Regions from separate parts of the Mus musculus genome. Here region 1 is linked to region 2. Evidence: chromatin contacts called from ENCODE Hi-C or POLR2A ChIA-PET data. All regions are on one chromosome and are shown on one strand. The core of a region is the stretch at or near the end of the contact, and the rest is flanking DNA. Distances in the headings are between cores, read along the strand shown.

Region 1 (5,900 bases), core at 1,674-4,173, 36 kb after region 2:
AGAGCTACACATGTCCAACGGGAATGTGGAGAGATGTTCAGTGACGTTTGTCATTAGAATAACAATCTGGGCCACAGAGAAACACTGCCCCTTGTCAAGGAGATGGCTGTGGCTTTCCTTTCAGCATGACAGGTGAGGGCCTGAGATCCAGATGCCCTCGTACTCTGTGCTAGCAGAAGTGCAATGTGGTACAGCTGCCAGGCCCACAAAACCAAATATAAAATTATCGTCAAACCCAGCAATTTGACTCCCATGCATATACCCAAAAGAAATGGAAACATATCCTGAAGAGACTTAGATACTATGTTCACAACTGCACTACTGACCAGGGGAGGGGATATCACAAGTACCCAGCAACAGAGGAATGGGTAGAGATAATGTTATACTGTACTAGAAATATTACTCACCCATGAAGAAGACCGGAGGTCTGATGCACAGAACTGTAATGAGTCATGAGAGCTCTGCGCTCACTGAGAGAAGCCACATATGAGCTTGTGCGCTACACTGTTCCTTTGTTGTGGAATGTCTAGAGTGGCTGTGGTGGTTTGATAAGAACAGCCCCCATGAGCTCATATGTTTGGATGCTTGGCCAGCAGAGAGTGAGTGGTACTATTTGAAAGGATTAGAAGGCTCGACTTTGTTGAAGTAGGTGTGGCCTTGTTGGAGGAAGCTTGTCACTGTTCATGGGCTTTGAGGGTTTGAGTGCCAAACCAGGCCCAGTGTGTCTGTCCACCTGTCCGTCTGTCCGTCTGTCCATCTGTCTGTCTGTCTGTCTGTCTCTTCCTGCTGCCTGTAGACCCAGCTCTTTCTCCAGCACCATGTCTGCCTGCATGCCATATGCTACCCACCATGACGATAATGGACTGACCCTCTGAAACCATAAGCCAAGCCCAATGGAACGCTTTATAAGAGTTGCCTTGGTCATGGTGTCTCTTCACAGCAATAGAACAGTGGCTGGGACAGAAGTCCGGTCCATAGACATAGAAGAAGGGTAATAATTGCCAGGGAAGTGAACGGAGGCTGCATACTTGTGAGACATGTGGCGCCTTTCTGGAGTGATGAAAATGTTTTGAAACTCTAGGAAGGATGTGGTGGTGCTTCGAGGTGCCCTTGTAGAAGGATGCTAGGCAACACGACTGTCACCTCAGTACTAGTAAGTACTGGGAAATCAGGGTGTTTAATGAGTGACTACTGCAGATAAAAGTCACCGAGACAGCCAGTGGCTCTCCAGCCCCCGATGTGTGTGCTCTTGTTCTTTTCTATGGAGGGGATCTTATGACTGCCAGAGAAGTGTAGCAGCTCACCCTTCCCATTCATCCCAGACACTCTGCAAGGAGCCCACGTCTCAGAGCCTTCAGCCTTCCTGTTTGCCTCTACTGCAAAATGATGCTTGCGGGGAGAAAAAAATCCATAGCTCCACTTGCTGGCAGAGGAGAGTACCACCCTGGTGGGCCTTACACTGCAAGAAAACATCAATTCTTGGAAGGGACCCTTGGTTTCTGCACTGAGGCTGGAATAGTGCAATCTTTTTGTCACTGAGCCCTCAGTGGGACAACGGCTGGACATCTCGCTTTGGGCACACTGTGTGGCTGTCCCACAACACTGACATTACAAGTACCTCACTCACTCGGCCCCTCCTCCTGCCCTGTCAAGGCCTGTGGGTCTTCCTCAGAGATCTATCCCTCACTTCATGGTTGCTGCTTCACTGCAGAGACCTCCTATCCCCAGTCTGCCCAGTGTTTCCCTATCACTGGGTGGATGGCCTGAGCCATCCACATGCCCCCTGCTTCAGGATAGTTGAGCTGCATAGTTCATAATCATGACTCAGGGATTGTTGTATCTAAATCTGACAGAGTTCGCAGCTCCTCGGCCAGGTGCAGATCACCTCACTAGCGGCTTGGGGGCAGTCTACCTCACAGTGCAGACTCACTAGGTCCCCTCTGTACTTTCCCACTGTAGACCTCCAGCTTTTTGAGACCCCAGGACCCCTTCCAGTTGAGCACACATGCTCCTATCCCTAACAAGGGCCGTCTGTCCACGTGAGTGATACAAACTTGGGCCCATTTCTGCTGGTGAAGGAATGTGCCACAGACTCAGCGGTGGCCCACAAAGCCCAGGGAGATTCCTGGAAGAGAAACTCTGTGTTCCTCCAGATTTAGAGACATGTGTAGCCAGGGTGTTTAAAAGGAAAGTGGAATTTTTGTTTTTCCTTGGAAGTGACGGTTATTTATCTTGTCAATTCCAGAACACGTGAGGCACGGGGTTCTGGTCTGACTGCCTCCAAGTCTGAGATTCTGTTGTCTGGGAAGACAACTGCATTCCTGAGATGTGGGGCTGTCAAGAGGGCTGTTTTAATGGGCTCTGTGGAGGCCCTGTGGCCAGGAAGAATGTTCTTGTGGGTACAGCCTGGTCTGCCAGAGGAGTGGGCTGGACCCGCTCACACTGGGACCTCAGCCCCGCACAGGGGAGAAGCTTCACCCGTGGTCTCATCCACTCATAGCCTAGCTGGAGCCTTCCTGGACCCTGAATGTGAGCCAGCTCGTGGATGGACAGAGGGAAGTGGAGCTCGGGCGTCAGGGAGACGTAACCTGAGCCTGAGAGGAGGCGAGGCCTCAGCACTCCTTGGACAGCAGCTGGCCCAGCATCTACAGAGCCAGTTCTCCACACACCTGGGTGGCTTCACCAAGGCTGGGAGAAGTGAGCCCACGGCAGGCACCTATAGGCTAGAAGTCTCCCTATCCATGGACATGAAAAGTGCTCTCAGGTCATGTGCAAACACTTTTGTGTTCCTGGCATGGGGGAACCGTTCTCTTTGTTCTGTTTCTTGCAGGCGGCTTTGTCCCTTTCCAAGGGTTTCACACTCTCAGTGCCCACGAGGGCCTGTCTCCAATCTTGTTGACACTGGTTGTGTTGACATCAAGTGCTCTGTTCTGGTCACTGTGTCCCTCTGCCTGGCCCAGCGTGGGGCCTACTGTGCTCTTGGTTAGGCAGAGACTCAGAGCTAAGGCTTCGGAGGCTGGGATTTAAGCCAAGGCTGGAGGGAGCCAAGCCCTGAATATCCTCGCCAGAATCCACAGGATCCAACTACCAGGCACCCAGCCAAGAGAGGGGTTATATCTGCCACAGACTTGAGGAGAAGCTCCTGTCCCACACATGGAGCCCCTGAAGCCACCCTCTGTCCTGTCCTCTATCGCCTCAGATGCTGAGGGTAATGAGAAGTGAGGACCTTAAGGTCCTGGGTGTCTGATTGGTGGTAAGAGGCTTGGGGAGAATGCTATTCCCACCTGTACACCGAGCCCCAGGGATGCCCCACTCCCACAGATGACTGGGGAACCATCATGGTCAACTACTCAACCCCCACTATCCCAGGATGCTGAGTCTTAGAGATTCCTCCACAAGCTCATGGCTTCCTGAGCCAGGGGATAGGAAAGGCATGGTGAGATTGCCACAAGGCCTTGCTTGCAGGAGTGCTCTGGCCTGCTTGAATCCTGTCTTTGTTCCTCAGCCTATTGGCAGAGAGTGGACATGTGGGGGCTGAAGCAGCCCTCTGCATTGCAGGTTATTGAGAGCTAGTGTGTAATAGTATGGCACATATGCACTGCCATTTACGACGACTCTGCTCTAAGTGGTAGCTGCATCCCAATGGTCCCTAACCAAGCCCCTGGGGGGCTCAGCCAAGGCATCTTCTTCTCATGTCACCAGAGCCCTTAGCATCCTGACTTTCTCTCTGGGAAGCTGAGTTCCATGCAGAGCCTTCCCTCCTTATCCCTGGGTTGCTGGCTAACAGAAAATCATGACTGGTTCTGAGATAGCCCTGGGGCCATCCTAGATGTCCCCTGCATGAGCTCCTGTGGCCATGCTGGATGTACAAGTAGAGTGTTGGGCTACAGTGGAGTCCCAGGCTCAGGAGGCAGTGTTCTGGCTTTATGCCATATCCGTTTATCTGCCACCCAGGCTGGGCTTCAGTCACTAAAGCTGCCATGTGACACAGCCTCCTGGCCTGATAAATCATAGGGTAGAGGAAGGAAACCTCCTGGGGAATCTGGCGTGCAGCCCAGGCTCAGGAGCAGAGGTCCTGGGCTTCTGCTTCCGCTCCATGGCCCATTCTTAAATGTGTCACTGGCCATGAGTCGGCTGGCTGCCAGACCTCTGTAATGTTACATAAAACATGAAAGGCTCGCCCCTTAGGCCAGACAGATGAGCAAGAGGCACTGTTTCTAAGTCCTTTCCTTGGAATTCCTAACATATTGTCCAAGCAGACCTGAAATGTCCTGGCCTCTATCTAAAGATGCCCATGTCTGAGGGCTCAGTGTCTCTGGATGTTCCTAAAGCTTGCATTCCTCTTGGATTCAGTGGTGCTGGGGTTCAGGATGCTATTTATTCTCAAAGTAGAAGCCACCAAGGTCTACCTCAAAGGAGACCTCAAAGGTGGCTGTGGTTGTAAGTTTTGACAACAGGCTGTCACCGTGAGGATGATCATGTCCCCCAGAAGCAATGAGGGCATACCAGTTAACCAGGTGGCAGTGTCAGAAGCAGAGAGGGTCCTGTGCATTGGCGTCTGGGAGAAGCTGGTTACAGACCAGAAGGAAGGATGATCGTGAGTGTCCAGGGCTAGGAATGGATGACTTCATCCCTGCTGGTTGGGGTACTGGGGAACGAGGGCTGCAGCATTCACGTGCTCATGCATACATTTATCTAACATCTCTAAGATGTTTCTGCACAGTTGACAGGCTCCCTGGATAGAGACACAGATGTGGTTAGACTCCAGGTTTCCTCTGGTCCTTCTCAGAGGCAAACTCAACTCCTGGCTTACCCTGGGCTCCTTAGCCTGGTCTAGACGGCTGAGATAAATGAACCACAGCATACTCCCTCTTTGTCTGGCTTCTTCGCTTGGCGTCATGCCCATGAAAGCTCTCAGTGGTCCCTGGAAAGCTTTCCAGTGGGTGGAGATGACATTTTCCTCTCCCCAGTTTGTCGACTCTTCAGTGAGACAAGATGTGGCTTTGAATCCATGGAGATGGGTGTGAGAGAAACGAGTAGATGGAATAGGTACCTGCCTCACTGGGGAATCCTCCAGCTGCTGTACAAGCCGCTCCTGCAGCCTTTAAAGTTCTGGCCAGTTACCCCTGCTTTCATTCTTCCTGCACGTTATACAAAAGAGAATGGGAGTTCGCATGCCTAGCAGACTATATCTCAGGGTCCCCACTGGTCCTAAGTTTAAACACATCTAAGTAGTGCCACTGTTCCTCAGAGCCCATGCCCCCTGGTGATGATTCTCTGCTTGCTGACCTCAGTCCTCTCATTAGAATCTGTCGTCTGTCATGCATTTTAGCGCCGTTTCTATCTCTGTTCATGTATTTTGGGCATGCAGTGGAGCATCTGTATTTCAGATGTACCTAAAGGGTATGTCTTGTGCATAGATGCATAGCCACGGTCAAGATCACGAATGCACTGGTTACCCCAAAGCTTTCTCCCTTCCTACCCCACTCCCATGAGAGTGTTTGTCTTCCCAGCAGTGCATTTTACGCTTTGGGATCTGATACAAGTGGGGAGACACTTTTATTGCCCATTACTTGTTTATGTAGCATGGTTACTTTGAATTTTTCCCAATGATGGCCAATGGTATTTTTTTGTGAGTCTCTTAGACTTTGTTCACCTCCTATGCTTTGAAGGGCATCTAGGTTGCTCCTGGGTCGTGCAATTGCAGAAAGATAAGCTATTTCAAACATTTGTATTCCAACTGTTGCCTAACATACAGAGAAAAGGAATGAGTGGATTGGAGAAGAGTTCATATCTACTTTGTTTAAAAACAAACAAACAAACAAACAGACAGACAGACAACCCTGGCAAGTCATTCTCAATTGGTTTTTATTGCTTTATGTACTGGCCAAGAGTCTCTG
Region 2 (5,970 bases), core at 3,016-5,515:
GCATTTCCTCCCCAGAGAAAGTCAGGAAGAAGCTACCAGTATCCGCCCACTGGAGGGCTCAGATCTGGCCCCTTTTTTCCTAATGTCAGAAGAAATGCTAACTAAACAGAGCCAGACTCTTCCCAGACAAAGTGAGAAAACAAAACAAAACAAAACAAAACAACCATGTGGTTCATCATGTGGGAGTCGGCCTGTTTCCAGCGATCTAGGCCCACCCAGTATGGAGGGCAGGACCACACTGTCATCCCCTCCCTGGGGGCCCTGGAAATAGCAGATATAAGGAGCAGGTGTGCATCAGCTACAGTTGGCCAGGATACCACTCGGAGCCACAGGAGGCTGGCTGGTCTACTCCAGCACGGTATGTCCACAACATCAGGGAACACACAACAGGGTTTTAACAAGTACTGAGAGCTTTCACTAAAACCACACTGACTCCTCATTCAGACCCACAGGAGACAAGAGGACTTGGATGGAAGCCTGGCACCTCTATTTGCATTATGAGTCTGTCACTTGCTTTTTTTTTTTTTTTTTTTTTGCAATGGAGGCATGCTAATCCCTCGGGCACCGGCTACATAAGCCTGGAGCCGCATACCCATCTCGTCCCCCTGCAGGGTTGACCACACAGATAAGCAGATAGGAAGGATGTGTTAACATTCTGTCTTGTCCCAGATCCCCAAGGGAAGTTAAGGGTCTCGAGGGACAACAGAGTCTTAGAGATCACTGAGAACTGTTATTATGAAGGAACCTGCACTCCTGAGGACGCCCTTGTCCCCTCGAGGAATAAGGACTCCTTCTAATCACTTTGTAGTACCAGTACTGAGGCAGCATTAGCCGGACCACACTTGACACGCCCTGCTCAGCTCAGCATATCTCAGACACTGTGCCCAATCCGTCTATTTAAATTTAAAGCTCACATCCACGTCCCAAAGGCAGCCCTGAGGTGAGGCCACTGGGCCTCTTGTTCCTTTCCTCGGTGTGCACTGACTCATTATATCTCTGCCTTCTGCTTCTCACTACTTCTAGTCTCTATGGATAGAGTTACCCAGGCAGCACAGCCTGGATCTTTGGCATTCCCAGACGTGGTCCTTTTACCCTAAAATTTCACTCACAGATCAGCCCAGTAAGGATTCCCGAGGACCATTGTGAGAATCTGCTCTGGTAGGTGATCTGCAGACCTCAGCTTCTCATTGTCACAAAGAGTGGGGCAGGTAAACCGAAGCCACGCCTCTTGTCAAGACCATCTCATGGGCCTCATCTTACAATGAGCTACATTTCAAGGCCAGGAAAGCTGACCTAGCATTTTCACAGGAAGGTTACATCTCTTCCCACTCTTCCTTCTGAGGCTATGAAGGTGACTGGCGCTTGTATATCCACTGGCGCGGGTCTTAGGTCTCCCCAGGGGTATGGAGTAGGGGAGGCTCCAGCCATGGGTCCCTGCAGAGGATCACGGGGACTCCAGAGCACAGCTTGGTACTACCTCTTCCTGAGGCTTGCCCGGTATCTGTGGCGCCAGGAGAAAAGCGACTAGCAGCCAGATCAAGGTGCTAGCAGCTAGGAAAGAGCTTTGATTTGGAACTCTGCAAGGTGACGTGAGGTGCGTGCGGACTGGATGCCGGGGTTAACAGTTTCCATACTGCAGGCAAGAGGCACAGGTCAGGTATCCAAGCTGGCTCATGAGAGGAAAGTCCACGTGTTAGGGTGTAGGGGTTACAGAGGGACAGTTTTAGATAGCGCTGATGGGAAGAGGTGTACGCCAAGCCCTGAAGGAGACAGGCTCTGACAGGACCAGAGGGGTCTGTCCTTTGGAGCATTATAGTCAGGAGTTTCACCCAAAAGCTGACAGAAAAGGGAAACCCTCCCATGGCCGAAGAGAAGTTATTTGGAGGAGGTGGGGGTCCTGAGGACATTACTCTCTTTCATGTCTTCATTTCAGACCTTTGCAAATAAGATCATAATTAAAACATACAAGCAATTAAAACCAGAGGGACTTGACTCTAACTAAGAAAAGCAGTTCCCTGTCCAGGCAGTCAGGAGGGCCAGCTTGGGCCTGTCTGCCCTGGCAGGCAGGCTGCAGAGGGGCGGGACTCCACCGCTGGGTGGTGGCCTTGCTGCTCTCTCTCAACTCTTGTCACCACAAGCCCTGTCCACACTGAATGGCAGGAAGCTTCATGGGAGGGTGGAGTTGTAACACACAGAACCAGTCACCTAAGCCCACAGCCCAGGTGACCAAGGACTGGGACTTACCCTAGAATGCCGATGGCAGAACTCATTGGGTCGAGAGCAATCATCAAAACAGAGAAGCAGCAGCAAGGGTAGAAAAAGATCAGCCATCTGCCCCATCCTGCTGTAGATGCCTGGGGCAGCACCATGGTGAGGGGAGGGTGGGAGGTGGGGTGGGGGAGGGGGGAGCAGGGGTGGGGCACAGCTTGTCACCTGATCTTGGCTTCCACACTGGGTAACAGTGCCAAAGCAGCTATGGTGACACTCAACAGCTGTAGCACCGCTATCAGGAAAGCAGCTTTGACAGGGATTGTCCAGTCAGCCGATTAGACACAAGTCAAAGCAAAGGCCCCAATGGCTCACACAGCGCCATCCTAACATCATGTGATCCTTACTTCACCCCAGAAGAATTCTTTGAAGGGAAAATGCCAGCGGAACCCAACATTGTGAAACCATACCGATTTGGCAGGTGTTGGGGGGGGGAGTGGGGGGGGGGCTCTGCATCACTACGGAGACCCGTGGGCCAGTCCAGATCTCAATCAACCTCACGCATGCCCTACGCTGGGGTGTGTTCCCCTCATGAATCCACTCAGCCCCCACGCGCACCTTCTGGGGAGAGTCCTGTGCATACATAGGCTGCTGGCTGCAGTTGGCTGTACGCCTGCTCCATTCCCCAAGGACATTATTAATAGAAGTTTGTCCTGGGCCAGCACAGCCCTTGCAGAGGCAGGTGCCGGCCCTCTTCCTCACGTTGCTCCCCACCCGCCCGTATGCATGTTCTTAGCACAATTCCAGCCATCGTATTTTTGGACCTGCTGCAGCAAGCAATTCCAGCTTTGAGATCTTTCAATTCCTCTTTCAGGAAAACCCTGGGTCCCTCCGGAGGAAGACCAAAGAGGAGCCCCACCCCTCACCTCCAATCCAATAAAGGGACTGGCAGTCTTAGGAAGCCTTTGAGTTTCAAATCACTGCGGATTTTTCCCACGGGTACTTTCTTTTCGAGGGTAGGGGAAGATTTAGTTTCAGAGTCTACTGAAGGGATCTCAGTGGAGCCCACTCAAGGATACGCTTTCTACTCCTGAAGAGGAGAGGACTTGTGGGTCAACTGAGAAACTTGGGCTCAAGAATGGAGAAGTGCAAGGGGGTGCGAAGAAGGCTCAGTGTCTAAGAGTTCTGGGGTGCACGTGGTGGTGCGGTCCACACAAGGATCCTTACATCTCCAGAAAGGATGTTTGGGATTCGACAGTCCCCGGGTCTCCTGGACCCTCACAGGGTGGGAGTCGGAACTTGCGGCCCCCAAAAGTATGGGTTCTGGGACGCCCAGGACCCACCCCGCGACCCCTGGCGCACGCTCACCGTCTCGGGGTCGTTCTCGAACACCTCTCTGGCCTCCTCTTTGCTGCACACCTCCTCCACGCACTCCCGTTCCAGGTGGCCCTGCTTGGCCTCCTCGAAGACTTGGTAGGCGCGGCGCTGCCTGGGCCGCAGAAACTGCGCCGCCTCACGCGCCCGCAACAGCACAGCTGCAGAAAGAAGGGTGTACGGTCAACCTACACCCACTCGGGGCTGGAATGTAGGGGGTCTGGGATGCTGGGGATCGTAATGCCTGTGTGTCTGGGATGCTCCGGGTCCGTGATGCCTAGAGCTCAGAGGTCCGGGGACAGGATGCCAGGGTGTCTGGGGTACCCGGCACCAGGATGCTGCGCCGGGGTACAGGCCTGGAGCCCCACACCACGGGGTAGTGGGTTTGGGGGACCCCTGCGGTACTCACTGTGAGAAGACTCGGAAGCCAGCAGGAGCAGCAGAAGCGCAGTGCCCAGGGCGGCGGCGGGCCCGGGCGGTGGCGGCATGGCGAGGCCGGTGCCGGGGAGCCTAGCAGCCGGGAGCGTGCGGTCAGAGCACCCGGGAGGCTGAAGCGAGGCGCGGACGCCGCGAGACACGGGCTCCGGTCATCCTGGCTAAGCGACGGTGAAGGTCACATCCCTGCGGCGGCAGCGCCGCACCCGGCGCTCGCTGCGGTTCTGGGCCGTGAAGGAGGCAGCGGGTGAGGGCGGGGCTTAGGGCGGGTGGGGGTGGGGCCTAGTGTGAGTAGGGCGGGGCCTTTGGGGGCGGGGCCGAGCTGGGTGAGGCAAGGCAGGCTGACTGGTTCGACTCCAGTATCCTCAAAATTTCACTGCTAGAATGCGGTAAAATGAAAGGAGAATTGTATCTGGGCATCTGCCCAGGTACAATTTGACCGTTTTCTATCCTCCTCTGCAGACATCGTTTTCGGAATCTTCATTCTTGGGCACATTTTCTAAAGAGATGCAACATCCACTAAGGAAACAATAACTGTGGCCACACCCAGTGGCGTGGAGGTCCACGGTGCAAGATGTTATTCCCTCTGAAATCTGATTTCCACACCACAGGCTGAAAGCAGCATTGTGTATTTTCCAGTACCAAAGCTTTCTGGCTCTTGTCTCAGGGCACTTTGCAAGGTCATAGATGCACACACACACACACACACACACACACACACACACACCTTGCAGACCAATCACAGAATGCAGATATGCAGCAGCCTGCCAAAACCCAATAGGGTAGATGTTCCTGAGACATCCTTACCTCAGCATTTTGATAGAAAAGGATAAGGAGTCACCCTCCCCCTCTTTTCTGGGTGAATGCAACCCAGATTCTTGGGAGCACACAAGGTCAATACTGGTGGAATTCTTCTTTAAGGTCATCCGTTTGAAGGTGGGGCTAACAAATATCTTAATTTCAGAGAAATGACTGCCATGGGAATCATCTTGAAAGGGAATTAAAAATTGGATAAGCTGTGCCTGCTTCCAGACCAGAATCACGGCACTCCCAGGAAACCAAGCCAAGAACTTCAGAAGCCAGAGAGCACCCCGAATTTCCTAAGGCTGCCCCAGGCCTACAGACACCATGTGCTTGGAATGAATATTTGCCGTATTAATTTTCTGCTCTTTCTTAAGAAGGAACACTGTTTTCAAAAGTGGTGTTGGTTATTCACGAACACTCATTCCAAGCCAAGTAGAGGTCCGCCATTTCTGAAGGTTCTGAGGAACGGGCATGGGTGGAGGTCAGGTGGTTTGCATGTCTGCAGTTGCTGCTGCCTGTACACCTGTGGAAGGTTGGAGGAAAGATGATTTGATTTTTCTAGTTACTTGAATCCCTTCCTCCCCCCTCCCCCCATGAGAGACAGCTTCTCTGGCTTCTATGGTGTGGTCGTGACTCAGACAACCAGGACCCAGCACCACCTCAGCTCGATGGAGTTATCCAGATCTTTTGGCTTCCTTTAGCCTTGACCTCAGTCTCCCCTACATTCCCAGTGCATTCTTTCTGCTGGGCATCCCAGTAAAGATGCCTCACATTATACAGACCGTTGGTTTAATGAAGAGAGAGCATCCTCCTGGATTTGGCTTAGAAAACAGAGCAAAGAGGAAGCAAATGTGGAGGGAAGTGGAAGGCTGGATGGAGGGCACTCAACCGAGTCATCAACACAAACAAACAACAAACAAAACAAATGAAACAAACAAACAAACAAACAAACAATTCCCTTTCCAAGGCAGCCATGGGAAACCTGTAAGAAACGACCCGGGTAAATATTTCACATTTGAAGTGCCCTGCAATGGAAATGGTGAGGCTCAGCCCCACAGGGCAGGAGGTTGGAGCCATCTGGGGTGTTGCGAATGATCTGGCTACAGAAAGGAAAGCTGGTTGCTTCTCTTGTCAGGAATAAGCTCAGGT

Evidence for each region. A loop is a pair of places that touch in the nucleus more often than their neighbours do. ChIA-PET counts read pairs that join two places held with the same protein, here RNA polymerase II (POLR2A).
Region 1: a loop to region 2 is called in a map of heart, with 5 times the contacts of the local background. The contact joins the enhancer-like site here to the promoter of Gas6 in region 2. A Hi-C loop is called at or near these places in 8 of 37 maps with a recorded cell type or tissue (gastrocnemius, heart and left cerebral cortex). POLR2A ChIA-PET finds 5 or more read pairs at or near these places in 1 of 5 experiments (Patski).

The regions. Positions count from the first base shown.
Region 1 is chr8:13,527,113-13,533,012 of GRCm38, forward strand. No RefSeq gene overlaps it. Among named protein-coding and RNA genes, the nearest start is that of 1700029H14Rik, 32 kb to the right of the region's middle. Within about 2 kb of position 2,924, at least 1 of the 3 ENCODE cell types and tissues checked has a DNase peak (open chromatin) inside an H3K27ac peak, as active enhancers do; it is heart, where a contact is called at or near this core.
Region 2 is chr8:13,490,270-13,496,239 of GRCm38, forward strand. Gas6 (growth arrest specific 6) reads right to left here and starts at 4,266. Exons shown (of 15, transcript NM_019521.2): 1 at 3,992-4,266; 2 at 3,577-3,743. The coding sequence starts at 4,070. It also overlaps a transcript of Tmem255b not described here.